2 separate regions of the Homo sapiens genome follow, and region 1 is linked to region 2. Evidence: chromatin loops called from intact Hi-C (ENCODE). Cell type or tissue: PC-9. All regions are shown on one strand. Links, peaks and the distances in the headings refer to the core of each region. The heading gives the core; the rest is flanking DNA.

Region 1 (8,343 bases), core at 103-8,102, 200 kb after region 2:
CCTTGTCCAAGCCACTATTATATCTTTTACCTACACTATCGTAGTAGCCACTTAACTGGTCTTTTGGCTCCACTTTTGACTTTCTAAAATGTATTCTTCACAGAGTGATCAGAGTGATCCTTTAAAACTCTATTGGACAAAAAACCAAACACCGCATGTTCTCACTCCTAGGTGGGAATTGAACAATGAGAACACATGGACACAGGAAGGGGAACATCACACACCGGGACCTGTTATGGGGTGGGGGGAGGGGGGAGGGATAGCATTAGGAGACATACGTAATGTTAAATGACGAGTTAATGGGTGCAGCACACCAACATGGCACATGTATATATACATAACAAACCTGCACATTGTGCACATGTACCCTAAAACTTAAAGTATAATAATAATAAAAAAAAAAAACTCCATTGGCGATCAGGCTACTGTCTCCATGACCACCAGTGCTTCTTACCGTGTTCAGAACTCCCAGTTGCACCTAGCATAAAAAGCCGACTTCACTCTCTAAAGGGCTTTACGTGATCTGTTCCCTGCTTGACTGTGCTGCTGCTCCATGTAACACCAACCTCTTCTTAAACTCACAGTGCCTCAGCTCTACTAACCTGCTTTCTGTTCTTGAAAACAAGTTTATTCTTGCCTCAGGGCCTTTCTCTTGCTCTTTGTCACCTGGAATGTTCTCTGATTCAGAACACAGCTGCATCCTTTTAGATTTCAGTTGAAATATTTCCTTATTAGAGAAGCCTTTCCTGGTGAGCCTACTTAAAGCAATTCCACTGCCCTGCTCACTGTTTACCAAATTAAACTGTTTTACTTTCATCTACCATTTACTATTATCTAAAATTATGGAAAGTTGATTATGTGTTTATTTGTCTCCTCTGCATTGATAAATGTTACCCCATGAGCTACAGACATTGTTTGCTTTAGCTATCTTCATCCCTAGATGGCCTTACAGCCAACAGATCCTCATTAGTTAAATTGTGTTTTTCAGATCCCTGAACTCAGTCAGTTTGGCTTAGAAGGAAAACCTCTGATGAACTAATCTCACAAAAAATGTCAGTGTCTGCTCATAATTGAGTGTCACCTTTTCCGTGAGTCTGGGAATTTGAGAGAAATTCTGAGAATACATAATAGATACATGGTAAGAGAGTGATCTCAGGAAGGGCTTTCCTGGAGCCCTTCTGTGACGTCCTCCCATTTGGGCTATGCTTTGCTACTTTTGTTTCATGAGAGAAAAACAAATTACCTTCTAAAATCTACCCATCAACAGATAACCACGAAAGAAATGTCTACCAATGGTGTACTGGTAAATGTAAAGCAACTGGCTCTCCTGGAGGATAAGACCTTTTCTCTATGTATCTTTTGCCTATTTCTGTGGTGTAAACACTCATCCCATGGCTAAATTCCAGCAAACAATCTGAAGTCACTGAACATAGACTTGGAAGGAGCCGTGCACCATTGCTCTCTCCAGCTGGCCCAAGAAGGCTCCAGCACACCACTGACATCTACTAGGTGCCAAGAATAATGGGAGGTATTTTATGTTCAGGCTCTCCTATCTTAGCACAATGCTAAAAACTAATTTGTCAGTTATCTGTGAGAGATGAGGAAATAAACTTGGGTAACATGCTCAGATACACATCACAAAAGGGGTAAAATCAAGGTTCAAATTCAGATCTGACTCCAGATACCACATCTTTCATTTGTTTCAGGGAGTAGTAGTAAAAAAAACCACCAAAAACAAAGCAACAAACAAGAGTATTGTCAGTGTCAAGCTGCTTTGTAAGATCATAGTTACTTTCCGAACATCCTAGATGTCTCACAGATGATGCAAATTTTATTTTTAGTGTTAACTATATGTGTAGTACATAATTAGTTGGAATGAGAATTCTAAAAGTTCAGTGCACCAACAAAGTCTTGGAAATGCTCTCTCCTCTTTTTTCCCTTCTTTGCTAATTCCCTTTTTCGACACCCTCCTAAAACACGAAAGTTTTAGACATCAAGGGGACCAGCCATTGAAAGAAAAAGTGACCCAATATCAAACAGCTTGTGCCTATTTGTTTAGAAATTCTGGTGAAAAACAAAAGCTAGATCAGTTTCCAGGATAAAACTGTCAATGAAGTAATAAAGTTCCATGCCTTTGGAAGATGGTGTCACTTCCACCTGACAGCAATAAAAAGGAGGAGGAGGAGAATGGTCCCAGGTGAGACCATTAATTCTCAAACATTTGCACACATTAGAATCAGCTGGAGAACTTTAACACACAGAATGCTGGCATGTACCCCAGGGGTTCTGATTCAGATTCAATAAATATACAGTGGGGCTCAAAATTTGCATTTCTAACTAACAATCTCCAGGTAATGCTGAGGCTTTTTGTCTAGTAACCACACTTAGGAGGGGCTCTCTAGATGCCAAGGATTTGTATATGCATGACAACTGAGAAAATGCTGGTTAAGAGCCCTGTTTCTCAAACTTTACTGCATGTTACAATCACCTGGAGACCTTAAAACCCATGCCTGTGTCTCTTCCCATAGATACTACTTAAATTAATCTGGGGTGTAGCTGAGTGTATTGAAATTTTTAGAAGCTCCAGGGGTGATTGTAATGAGCAGCTAAGTTTGATAACCCATGGAAATTGCTCTAATTTTTTTGTCTTTTTCAACTTTTATTTTAGATTCTGAGGGCACAAAGTTTTGTTACAAAGGTATATTTTGTGATGCTGAAGTTTAGAGTACGATTGAACCTGTCACCAGAAGTGAACTGTGCTTGCTAGGGATCTAGATTGCATGGTCCATATAAGACTCTAATGCCTGATGATCTGTTACTGTCTCCCATCATCCCCAGATAGGACCTCTGGTTGCAGGCAAACAAGCTGAGGGCTCTCACTGAATCTACATTATGGTGAGTTATATAATTATTTCACTATGTATTAGAATGTAATAATAATAGAAATAAGGTGCACAATAAATATAATGTGTTTCCCATCATCCCAAAACCATACCCACCTCCCCAGTCCATGGAAAGATTACCTTCCACTAAACCGGTTCCTGGAGCCAAAGAGGTTGGGGGCCACTGTTGTATAGTATCTCACAGGCGTTCTCTGGATGTCTTGAATTTGCATATCAGCCTGTAGTGATTGCGGAAAATTTTGTGAACTACATCCTCAAATGTGTTTTCCAAGTTGCTTACACTCTCCTTTTCTTTCAGAAATGCCAATGAGTCACAGGTTTGGTCTCTTTACAAAATCCCATATTTCTCAGAGGTTTTGTTAACTTTTGAAATTCTTTTTTTTTTTCTTTGTTTTTGTCTGACTGGGTTTATTTGAAGGACAAGTCTTCAGGATCTGACATTCTTTCCTCATGTTGGTCTATTAGGTTGTTAATAGTTCCAAGTATATTATAAAATTCCTGTAGTAAGTTTTTCAATTCCAGAAATTCCGTTTGGTTCTTTCTTAAAATGGTTATATCATCTTTCCACTCTTGGAATGTTTTACTTGCTTCCTTGGATTGTGTTTCAGCGTCTCCAGAATCTCGTTGACCTTCTTTGCCATCCAGATTCTGAATTCTGTATCTGTCAGGGCTGGTGTTCCTATAGCTTTTGGAAGTTGCTGTCACTTAGACAAAGCTTTTGTTTTTATATTATATCCCTAGAGGGTTTGACTTTGGTTTATGTTGAGTATGATCTACTGTCTTCATTTTTTTTTTTTTTTTTTTTGTACTTTCAAAGGCCGAGGCTCTGTGCCTGATCTTTTTTTTTGTGGCTAGATTCCTGCATTGGATTTCACCAGCAATGTGCACTGGGAGAATTTTTATTTGGTGGTGTAATCCAGGCTTGATCCAGTAGATGGCGACGGCGCGTAATATTAATAGTAAGGGCTGGCAGATAGGCTCTTAGGCGCTCACCTGTTTTGTATTTCAGTGCATTTGCAGCGGTACTCTCGGGTGTGGGAGATGGGGGAGGCACGAGATGACCCTGTCACCAAGTCCATGGGCCTTGCGGGGACCCCCTCCAATCATTGGGCGGCACTAGCCTTTCCTTAGCCCGAGGGGCCCTGGTTGCCTGCACTTCTCCGTTCCTTAGGGGTGGCCCTAACCCATGGTTGTTAGGTTGTTATGATCCAGCTCCCTGGATCTCATAGCAACCTAACAACCTTAGGTGCCCACTGGTCCCCTGTACTTTGCAGAGTCAGGGCAGTTTGTAGGATACATCTGTGGTTTATGTTTTGATGCAGTGGGTCAAAGGTGGAGGATCCCTGGGTAGGGCAGGATTGCCATGGTTGTGCAACCGGTGTGGCCCCCATGGCCCAGGGTTCTTTGCCCAGCAGACAGTTGTGGGGTCTGCGCAGCTCACGCTCCCCCAACCAGGTCTCTTTCCGGGGTCTGCCCCAGTAGCTGGACCAAACCAGCTAGTTTTGTCCCAAGCATTCTGCACCCGGATCACTGGGTTAATTGTTCCCATCTGTGGGGCTCCCTCAGGCAGAGCTCGCAAGCAGGCTACACCCTTCCCGGGCTGGTCTTGTGGAGGGAGGCACACCCAGCTCCGGCGCCGGCCCTTGAGCATATATGCCTCTCTCAGTGCTCTGAGAGTGGGGGCTCCTCCTCCGCTTGAGCTTCAGCGACAGATTTCAGCTCCATATTCCTTAGCTGTGTGCTCAAATGTTTGGGTATTGGGACCAGGCCCATTGATCGCCAGGGTTGATTTGGCTGATCTCGCTGGCTAGGCAGGTGTCCCCTTCCTCCTTCACCGCCCCAGGTGCGAACCTCCCAAAGCTGCCCGCTCTGCCGAAGAGGATGACCATCTCCAACAGAAGGATAGAGGAGAACCAGTCTTCGGTCAAGGATATACAAGTAGCTGCGCTCCCCTGCTAGGACCTCCAAACAAGCTTTCCAATGCCTGTAGGGGTCGTGGGATCTCTTGTAGCTAGGATTTCAGAGGTCAGTGGCGGGAGTGTTCTTTCACTTCCTTAGGACCTGGAAGCCTAGAACACTTAGGACCTGGAAGTGTTCTTTCACTTCCTTAGGACCTGGTCCTTTCACTTCATTAGGACCAGTTAAGGGCTGGGAGCCGGTTCTGACATTTGGCAACTCCGTGCAGGGTCCCAGCTTCCTCCCTCTTCCACCTCGTTGTCTGCATCGCCTCTCTATTTACTTTCAGTGTTTTCTCTCAAAAGATCTGTTCAAAGTGCGATGGCTTATTTCATATTTTGATTTCTCTTGCTGGGAGCGTAGCTTCCCGGCTCAATCTAGTTGGCCATCTTCTCCCCTCTAGTTGGCCATATTCTCCCCTCAATCCGCTCTGGATTTTAATTCATAGGTTCTATATTCTTTACACATAACTTTCAATGTGTCCTCCTAAAACTTACCCATCCAGAAAGCACTCATTTCCTTAAGTTGCTAGTTCGTTTCAAGCATGTGCTGAACTGTAGAAGTTAGAGTGCCAGCTGAGAAATCCAGTAGACAGTGCCTCTATGAGTTTCTCCTCTATGTCAGTGCCTCTATGAGTTTCTCCTCTATGTCAGTGCCTCTTTGGGTCTCAGTCTCTGCTACTTACTGACTGTGTGATCTTAGTTAAATATGACATTTAACTTCTTTGTTTTGTCTCCTGTTGTAGGTAAGTATAGATTATTATGAGCAGTATATGAAAGAACTTGGAAAATGCTTGGAAACGCTCAAAAGGTCATAGAGAAGAATTATTATTAATGTATAGGAAGATGGTGTTTATAGATGGTACATAATAGATTATTTTTTAATTAGAGCACCTCTCATTGTCAAAATACAGTCCCAGATTACCTGTTATACGAGAATCCCAAATAATATTGTTAAAGAGTAGCAGCTCATATGCCACCTGCTTGATAAAGTTTTCCAGGGTCCAAAGTAACCAATGTGATTATAATTCTACAGTATAAACATGCAACAGCTTATTCTATTATTACCTTACGGGTATCTCTCCTAATATAATTCACTCATTGAGGACAGAAGCAATGAATCCTCTATGAATATGCTCACTTATGTAGGTGCTAATTGCCTAAAAATATATTACTTCTCTGCATATGTGAGGATAAAATATTACTTCTTTTTCATTGTTAAAAGCAAAAAGATACTCAGACTACTCTGATTCCATAAGATGTTTTAAAATAATTATTTAGTAAAAAGAGAAACGTAGTTTTTTTGGGGATGTAAGTTTTTAAAATTCTTTATATAATGGCTCCATCTTCTGGCCATTGAAATAGACTTACCATGTTACAAAATGCAGTTAAGTCTCATACTGCAGAAATAAATCAGTACGAGTCAAAAAGAATAACATAACTTTTTATTCAGAAACTTTCACAAACTTGACTAACTTCTTCACTGAGAATTTTACTTTGGTCATTGTTTAAATTTCATGTGTCTGAATCCTTCTCCTCACCCCGAATTGTTAGGACACATTTTAACAATGTTTGGTTTTCTGGGGATTTATTTTATATTGACACAATACTTACACAGTACAGGTATCTGTACTTAAAAGAACAGTGAGAGAAGCCAAGTCAGGAACATCTCAGTAAACACATTTAAGTTCCATGGACCTCACTGTAAAAGGCCACCTGTAGGATTGTTGAAGAGAAACGGATCTACTCTGCGGGTAGTCTCTCCACTTTGTTCACTGTTTCCTTTGCTGTGCAGTTTTTTTTTTAGCTTGATGTGATCCCATTTGTCCGTCTTTGATTTGGTTGCCTGTTCTTGTGGGGTATTCCTCAAGAAATCTTTGCCCGTACCAAAGTCTTGGAGAGTTTCCTTAACGTTTTCTTGTAGCAGTTCCATAGCTTGAATTCATATATTTAATTATTTAATTGATTTTAATTTGATTTTTAGATATAGTGAAGAATAGGGGTCTAGTTTTATTTGTCTGCATATAGATATCCAGTTTTCTCAACACCGTCTATTGAAGAGACTGCCTTTTCCACATTGCATGTTCTTGGCACCTTTATCGAAAATGAGTTTACTGTAGGTGTGTGTATTTGGTTCTGAGCTCTCTATTCTGCAAACTACCCATCTAACAAGGGATTAATAATCAGAATATACAAGGAACTTAAATATCTCTGTTTGAAAAAGTCTAATAAACTGAATAAAAAATAGACAAAATATTTGAATAGAAATTTCTCAAAAGAAGACATACAAATGACAAACAGGTACATGAAAATGTACTCAACATCACTGATCATCAGAAAACTGCAAATCAAAAACTGCAATGAGATGATATCTCACCCCAGTTAAAATGGCTTACATCCAAAAGACAGGCAATAACAAATGTTAGCTGTGGAGAAAAGGACACCTTCATACACTGTTGGTGGGAATGTAAATTAGTACAATCACTATGGAGAACCATTTGAAAATTCCTCAGAAAACTAAAAATAAAGCTACCATACGATCCAGCAACCCCACTGTTGGGTATACATGCAAAAGAAAGAAAATTAATATATCAAAGAGATACCTGCACTCCCATGTTTGCTACAGCTCTGTTCACAATAGCCATGATTTGGAAGCAACCCAAATGTCTTTAAACAGATAAATGGATTAAGAAAGTATGATTCTTATACACAAAGGGGTACTCTTCAGCCACAAAAAAAAAAGAGAATGAATTCAGTCATTTGCAGCAACATGGATGGAACTGGAGGTCATTATGTTAAATGAATAAGCCAGGCACAGAAAGACAAACATCCATGTTGTCACTTATTTGTGGGATATAAAAATGAAAACTACTGTACCCACGAAGTTTGAGAGTAGAAGGATGGTTACTAGAGGCTGGGAAGGACAGTGGGGAGTGAGGAGTCTGAGGGGAAGAGACAAATAGTTAAAATGAATGAATAAGACCTAGTGTTTGATAGCACAACAGGGTGACTGTAGTCAATAATAATTTAATTGTACATTTTAAAATAACTAAAAGAATGTGATTAGATTGTTTGTAACACAAAGGATATATGCTCGAGGAGTTGGATAACCCATCTGCCATGATGTGATAATTATGCATTGTATGTCTGTATCAGAACATCTCATGTACTGCATAAATATATATACTTACTATGTCCTCACAAAAATTAAAAATGGAAAATATAAGAAATTGATCTAGAAAGTATGTAACTGTCAACAGGAAGGAACGTGCTATATGACAGTAGGTAAGTCTTAAATTGTGATTTGGCTTCCAAAGATATGAGAGGCGGCCAGCCCACAGCTCTGGACTCCTGCGACCTCATGGGTTGCACACTCAGCTTGTAGGTGGCTCATTGTGTGTGTGCCCAGAATGAAAAAGGCTGTGAGGAGCTGCATCTTCTCACTCACTTGTATCTGTATCAGCTTTCTATCCTTTATACTGTTT
Region 2 (8,343 bases), core at 287-8,286:
CTGGCTAACATATAAGCAAACTGAAATCACCTGGGTCCTTTTAAGCCTCACTTTTAAGCTTTGTTAGGATAAATCCAGAGCAACGTTAGTTAAAGTTAATTCAGCCCCACTGCTAAGATAAGACCCTTCTGCAGAGTCTACCCAATATCTCCTGTGTTTTGAGGTCTTTTCACTTTGACTGGGGAGGATAAAATATTACTATCCCTGTGTGAGGTCCAAGAATTTTTAACCTGCTACTTAAGATTACAGTCATGTCAGTCATGTGCCAGATAACACTTCAGTCAAGGACAGACTGCATATATGATGGTGGTCCCACAGATTATAATACTGTATTTTTACTGTAACTTTTCTATGTTTAGGTATGATTAGACACAAAAATACCACTGTGTTACAATTGTCTCAGTACAGTAACATGTTGTACAGGTTTATAGCCTAGAAGCAATAGGCTATACCATAAAGACTAAGTATGTAGTAGACTATACCATCTAGGTTTGTGTAAGTACTGTCTCTATGATGTTAAAATTGCCTAGTGACACATTTCTCGGTACATATCTCCATTGTTAGGCAATGCATGACTGTAGTTCTTTCTCTGGCTTAGGGTATTTTTGTTTTCACACAATTGCAGAATGCTGTCAAGCAAAAACTTGAGGTCTCTTTCTACAGATCTCTGGTATACTCTCTGTTCAGCTCCCTTGTCTTAGGTGTCCTGTCCCAAATAAACAAATTCTAGCTCCCTCAGCCTATCAAACTCTTATTTTCTGGCTCTTCATGTTTCCATCTTCCTGAGCTGTGGTTTAGAAACTTTGTGTAGTATGCAGAGACAATCACAGCCTCACTTTCTTTCTCTTCTCTAGGGATCACTGTCTTATAGATAATGTTGCCCAATGACTGAAAACTAGTGTTTCATATATTTTGTCCCCTTATCTAATGGAAGACTTCTACAAGGGAATGTCGATAACAATAGTTTTGATCAAAAATAACTCCACAGAAAGCACATTATCAGCAAAACCATTGTTAGGGTAAGGGACCCATCAGTGGACTATGACACTGGGGAAAATTCTTCAGGAATAAGTAATCAATTAATATACTTACTAAGCATCTACTACATGCAAGACAAAACATTTATTTTTCTTCACATCAGTTTTCTGGCCAAAAAAATCCAGACCACGTCAAATTAGACGAGCAAACACTCAGATGCCAATACATTTAGGAAACCTCTTTTCTTCAGTTGTTTCATTAAGCATCATTTGCCCATCTCATCACTCCAATCTATGTCTGATAATCTTCATTGTATATTCTATTTCTTTTTAGTTATAATTTGAAGTTCTACTTTTGAATCCTACTTTTTAGCTATGTATACACAAAACTTGTAACTTTATTCTTCTATTTTCACAACAGAATAATTGTTTTTTCTTACTTTGTAATATTGCCGTGCAGCCAATATTAGAAGGTAAAAGTATTTTTCTAATCCTATTTAATTAGAGAAAAACAAACTCTTTCAGTATTGTATTAATTTTATTGCCTTAATATTACTGTCTATTTTTTGTTCTTCCAGAAACTTCTACAGTTTTGAAAATTGCAGTGGCAATTGTGGAAAATACAGAAGTGTGGATATCCATTTATTTCTCACTAAGGGAAATAAAATTCTTATTCCTATTCTGGTATGGATTGTATGATGTTAGTTAATTTCCATGACTCAACATTTCCACATTTTTCTATCTAAGTTACGGAAGGTCAGTTGTAAATATGATTAGGAACTTATTGGTTATTGGCTTTTTCAACCAGACAGGCTTTGTCTGGTTCCCTTAATTCAAGCCTACCCTTTAAATTTTAAACGTACCATCTACTTATGTCTACATCTGACGCTGTCATTTAGTGTTTAATGAACTCTCAAGGCTGTGCAGTGTAGTATTTAATAAGAAATTTGGAAAGATACTTTTTCTGGGTTTAAACCAAGATAAAATTTCTAGGGCTGCCAAAAGAGCAAGAAAAACACAAACAGCTAATGTTCTGTAGACTAGGAATGGCACATAAAAGAAATGGAAAGGAAATAAATAGTTGGAACATGAAAGAAAATTGGGAAAATAATGAATAATATACCTAATGCTTTGCCTATGAGCTCACAGGGAAAATCCTGCAAGGGATCCCTCAGTCAGACCAAGAGGATTTTATTTTTGGTTTTATCATTTTCCAGGATTTTATGTTTGAAGATCTCTAACAAGAACCTAGATATATTGAGAATAGTAAGTTCTTGTTAATGGATGCTTAAAGTGGAATATATAATATGTTATATATTATATACAACATATGTATTATACATAACATATATTATAACATAATATAGTAATATAATATATAACATGTTATAATATATAGGTTATATATAATGTATAATGCATTATATATTCCACTCTAAGAATGTATCTAACATATGTGTTATTCTAGATATAACAGCAAAGGCATAATCTATAAGAGACATAATTGCTAAGGTGAACTGCATTAAAATTAAAAACTTCTGCTCTGCAAAAACGGACAACAAGCCAGTGTTAGATAAATATTTGCAAAAGACACATCTGACAAATGACTGTTAACCAAAATATACAAATAAAGCTTAAAACTCAACAACAAGAAAAGAAATAACCCAATGAAAAAAATGGGCCATATACCTTAACAGACCAAAGAAGATGCACATATTGCAAATAAGCATATAAAAAGGTGATCCACATCATATATCACAGGGGAAATGCAAATCAAATAACACTTATGGTATCAACAATGGGCATGAGATACCACCACATATGTATTGGAATAACCAAAATCCAGAACACTGATGATATCAAGTTCTGGCCAAGGATGTGAGGCAACAGGAACTCTCATGTATTGCTGGTGGGAATGCAAAATGCTCCAGCCACTTTGAGGACAGTGTAGCAGTTTCTTTAAAAACTAAACATACTCTCACCATATGATCCAGCAATTGTGCTCCTTGATGTTCACCCAAAGGACTTGAAAACATGTCCACACAGTAACCTTCACAAAGATGTTTATAGAGGCTTTACGCATAATTGCTAAAACTTGGAAGCAAACAAGATGTCCTTCAGTAGGTGAATGAATAAACTATGGTACCACCAGTCAATGGAATATTATTCAGCACTGTAAAGAAATGAGCTATCAAGCTATGAAAAGCCATGGAGGAAAACTAAAAGCATATTGCTAAGTGAAAGGAGTCAATCTGAAAGGGCTATATTCTGTATTATTGCAACTATAGGATATCCTGGAGAAGGCAAAACTATAAAGACAGTAAAATGATCAGTACTTGCCAGGGGTTGAAATGGGAGATGAATAAGTGGAACACAGAGAATTCAGGAGAGAACTGAAATTACTCTGTAAGATACTGTAATGGTGGATACATGTCATTATATATTTGCCTAACCCCATAGAATGGACAACACCATGAGCTAACCCTAAATGTGAACTACAGACCTTGGGAGATAATGAAACCTCAAAGTAAGTTCATTAATTTTAACAAATGTTTCATTCTGGTGGGGAATGTTGATAATGGGGGAGGCTATTCTTGTGTGGGAGTAGCGGTTATGTGGGAAATCTCTGTACCCTCCCTTCAGTTTTGCTGTGAACCTAAAATTGCTCTAAAAATAAAATTTTAAAAATAAAAGAATGTGGCATTGCTTGCATCTAATAAAAAAGACCATTATTCCTATTGCAGTTGAACTCTTCTTCCTATATCTACCACCAATCAGGGAAGAGAAGGCGATTTGTCCAGGATATGGCACTGAGAATTATCACAAGTGAGCTAGTTCACCTTCATTGCACAGTCTCAGTCACTGAAGTTTCCTTCCTTCAATAGCACATCTTACAAGTCAAGAATGTAAGGTCCAAAGCCCCAGGACAAATCTCAGAAGCAAAGAAAGCAGCAGGGAAAAGTAGACCCTGGGATTTGATTTCCTTCCGGTTATCTCTAAGCATCATTTCCATGATAGAAGGTGTGGAAGCAAATAATAAAAGTGCCCGTCACTAGTGTTTATCCTGCAAAGTGGTCTGCCCTTTTGAGAGGCACCCTGCCCTATGGCCATCCTTTGATTTCTTCCCTTGGTGGAAATTTCCTGTTTCTCTTTGAGAAAGATAATTCAACCCTGTTTCCATTGTTCTTCCTCCCAGGCTGCTGTAGGAAAGCGCACGCACACACTCCACACAAAATGAATTTTTAAAAAATTTATTTTCACAGTCGCTCCTACCAGCTCTGAAATTCAGAACCCATATGACTGATGGCATATTCAGATAATCGGGTCCCAGGTCTGGAAAAGCAGCCTTTTCCCCACGTTTCTTTCCCCACCTAGGACCTCCTCTGATTCTTCACTGCATCTTCGAAAGAAAATGTATTATTTGCTTGCCTGGAAGACGCTGCAATTCAATTGATTTTATATATACATATATATAAAGAAAACAGAAAACATAGCCTAGATACCGGTCTTGAGCGTCACCGCCCCACTCGCGGTTGTGAGCAAAGCCCTACGGAAGAAACCAATTCCCAGCCTAGACTCTTCAGAGCCCAAGGTCGGGGAGGCGCTGGCCTGGCGGTGTTGTCTGGCTCCCCAGCCACTGCCCCAGACTCAGGGCTTTGCCATTGGTCCCCACCTCCTCTGCTCCGGAGTTTTTCTCCAGCTCCCCACCAAGCCACACAAAGTGACTTCTCGGAAACATTAGCCGATTCTGCTGAGCAGGAAGGGAGGAAAGGGATGATGGGGGCGGGGGTGAGATAAGGGAAGGGCTCTTCTGGCTGCTGGACACACACACACACACACTCAAACACACACACGCCCCACCCAATGGGTGGCCGTGGATGGCAGGTCGTGCAACCCCCTCCTCCGCCTTCTATTAGCGCATGGTGCAGAGGCTACAGCGTCGCCACCACCGCGCCCCTAGCTGGGTCCCCGCCCTGCGCCGCCCGCAGGAGTGGAGAGAGGGAGGGAGGGAGGGAGCAAGGGGTGGGGACCCGGGCGCGCTGGGAGGAGTGGAGGAGGCAAAGCGGCGCAGCTGCCCTCGGGGAGGCGGGGCTGCTACCTCCACGGGCGCGCCCTGGCAGGAGGGGCGCAGTCTGCTTGCAGGCGGTCGCCAGCGCTCCAGCGGCGGCTGTCGGCTTTCCAATTCCGCCAGCTCGGCTGAGGCTGGGCTAGCCTGGGTGCCAGTGGCTGCTAGCGGCAGGCGTCCCCTGAGCAACAGGAGCCCAGAGAAAAAGAAGCAGCCCTGAGAGAGCGCCGGGGAAGGAGAGGCCCGCGCCCTCTCCTGGAGCCAGATTCTGCAGGTGCACTGGGTGGGGATGATCGGCGGGCTAGGTTGCAAGTAAGTGCCTTTTCTTTTGCTGCTTCTGTGGGGAGGGGAGGAGAAGCCCTCGGTCTTTCGCCCGTGCTCGCCTCAACCGCCACACCCACCTGTGTCTATTTTCACATCTCGGTTCTGGAACCCTGTATTACGCCACCTGGAAAGAAGAGAGGGGAGAAGCTTGACCGGGTGGTTCCAGCAATGGGAGGAAGAAGGGCTGGAAGCGTAGTTATTTCGATAGCTGGGCAGCTCCTGTGCGGTTTTGACTCTGTGGGTTTGCTGCCAGGTTCTGAAACTGTGGAAAGGAAGGGTAGCAATGCCTGGTGGTTTACTGTCTTTTATTTCTGTTTACGCTAGCAGAGTTGTTAGATGGACTTCAATTCAAGGGGCAGCTCACATTTTTTACGAGCAAAAAGCATGTGCTGTATTTCCCATCTGCAAAGCTGAGCGTGCAGAACCAGCTTAGCAGATACAACCTGTGGGGACAGAAAAGAACCCCGCACCCCTTAAGAGCACACAAACACAAATAATTGACAGGACAGCTCTGCCCCTATTTCTCAGCGCAGATTATTTATTTATTTTTTCGAATAAGCACTTTATAGTGAAATTCAGAAAAGATGCAGAATCCTTTTAACTTTTTATCGAATTCAACTTGGGAAACTCATTTACTTTTAGGAAAAAATGGATATTTTCGTGCCTTATATTCAAGACAAAAATCAGAACAAGAAACTAGAAACATTAATGCCAGTTTTTGTGATTATAGTAAACATTTCACTCATTATTTTAGTTTTTTTTTTTTAAGTTGGAGCGTTCATAGATTATATCTACTCTGATGTTAAGAGCAATTTACATGAGAAACTTAGGGGGGTTTTTAAGAAGCTAGTGTCAGTAAGATAAAAGCCAAATCAAAGTAAGCTTTCAAGGAAGTGATAGCTTGTCAGTTACTGAATAGGAAGTCAGTGTTGGGAAGTTCAGTTCTTTTCAGAAACATATTTATTATTCTTTTCTATTTCTTCTTCCCTGTAGACAAGATAAAGATTTTCTTTCTCTTTCTTTCCTTGTTATTTAAATATATTTTATAATTTTTGCTTTAACATCAATATAAACCTATTTTATATAAACTGCAAACCAAATCCAATTATTAAACTGTTCATTTTATTGCAAATTCTTCAGATTTTTTCCACTATTTAAAAAAGTTTATAATTTTTTCTTATAATTATGGTGAGATTTTTTAAAAATTATTGATTAGTTTGAAAGCTAGTCTTATCTGATCCCTGTGTCGCAAATTTTCATGATTGTTAGACTAGCTTATCAACAACAAAACTCTAGACAGAATATGGTATTTGATGTAAAGAAGAATGTGCCCTCTATTTAGGCAACTGATAGTTTGGCTTAAGACAAGTTTTTTAAAATTTTGTAGAGGTTTAAAAGGAGGTTTCCTTAAGTAAGCCACTGTGCAGTTGTGGGACTCAGTGATGTGTTTTTACAGTGACTGGATATATGATATGCCTTGATTCCTATGGTGCAGGGCTAGGCTCACAGAGTACCTGATGCTTCTACAGAAGAAAGATGAGTCAGGTCTGGCTCTCTGCCAAAAGCATCTTGGGCCTCCTTTCCCCTAGGGCCTGCATATAATCATGGGAGCCCTTCTGTGGTAATGCTTCTATGTTTTTACTACCTGTTGCTGTGCTGAGTTTCAGAAGCAAAATAGATAAACAAATAAATAAATTCAGAAGAGCAATCAGTAGGGTTCTATTTATTTAATATAATCAACCCACTTTCTCTGTGGCAAGGAAAAAAGTAGAATTTTTCATTTTACATGAATAATAAAATCTATTTTTTATCCAATTTCTATTCCTATTAGTTATGCAAAAGAGTGTGAAGTGCTAGAAGGATTTATATGGTACTTTTCTAAGACAAGTCATGATCTTGTAAAAGAGCTTAAAGTTTATTGATGTAAATGGAACATTCTAGATGTCATAATGATAATAATTTATGACTTTCCCTAAAACTCTGTCTCAGATTCTTTCCTCCCATCTTCATTATCTGAATAAATGCCTTCACCATCCAAGTATTGAAATCACCTTTGATTGCTCTCTTCCTTATTACTCCATTTCAGCCCTTTCCAGCCTGTAAGTAGATCTATCAATCTTATCTCCCAAACTTATTTCTATTTCATCATACGTCTCAGATGCCTCTCATTCACCCTCTTTTCTGTATCTACACGGCCACCAAATTAGTTCAGGTCATCATCATAATTTACTTGGAATCCTGCCACAGCCTCCATATCAATCTCTCCACTTCTGTAATTTTCTCCCCTGCAATTCATTCTCTATACAAAGCAATACCATCCTGTCTCCCCTAACAAACATTGGCTCACAACTGCATTTAAAAAAAAAAAAAAAGAGGAAGAAGAAGAGGAGAAGAAGAAATAAACATGGCAACACAGAGACCAATTAGCAACAACAGTAAATGCCTTTCCTCAGCATATGGTTTACTCTCTGTTCTGTCCCTTCTCTCCAACCTCACCAGAACCTATTCTCTTCTCATTAAGGTGCTCCTGCCCAGGTCGTGGCTAAAACACATGAAACAATAGCACTCTTTAAGGCCTTTTCAAATGCTGTTCCCAATGCCTGAACTCTATGCGTGCTTACTCCTTCTTAAACTTTAAATCTCAACTCGAGGTTTTTTTGTTTTGGAAAGATCATTTTTGATCATCTTGTTAAAAGTAGGTTGTCCCGTGTTGGTCTTGATGTTGGAACCTTGTTTCTTTCATACTGCTTGTTACAGCATGCAGGTATTTTGTGAATTTGCATACCAAATACTCCAAGGGAACCCAGACTATGTCTTCATTGTTGACTTAGCTTCCAGAATAGTGCCTGGCATCAAGTAGTAGGGGGTTCGTAGATATTTATATAAATAATAAAATACAAAAATATGGATTCTTCCAGAATAAAGCATATTAACCCTGGAAACATGAATTTTGTGATTCTATTTTTTATTTGTCAA

Evidence for each region. Peaks named below come from ENCODE experiments on the same cell type or tissue, not always from the same donor. Only the 100,000 strongest peaks of a DNase experiment are listed, where the experiment ranks them.
Region 1: it touches region 2 in a loop (5-fold over the local background); 8 of 110 quality-filtered maps call a loop at or near these places.

The regions. Positions count from the first base shown.
Region 1 is chr2:166,177,263-166,185,605 of GRCh38, reverse strand. The region is part of intron 3 of SCN1A-AS1 (SCN1A and SCN9A antisense RNA 1); the gene reads right to left. It also overlaps the pseudogene RN7SKP152. Among named protein-coding and RNA genes, the nearest start is that of SCN1A, 53 kb to the right of the region's middle. In PC-9, for the core only: CTCF peaks have their summits at 3,629 and 3,829 (motif pointing right); a DNase peak (open chromatin) is centred at 655.
Region 2 is chr2:166,372,709-166,381,051 of GRCh38, reverse strand. SCN9A (sodium voltage-gated channel alpha subunit 9) reads left to right here and starts at 5,108. Exons shown (of 27, transcript NM_001365536.1): 1 at 5,108-5,355. In PC-9, for the core only: no CTCF peak of the experiment used is centred there; no DNase peak of the experiment used is centred there; H3K4me3 peaks cover 1,492 bases.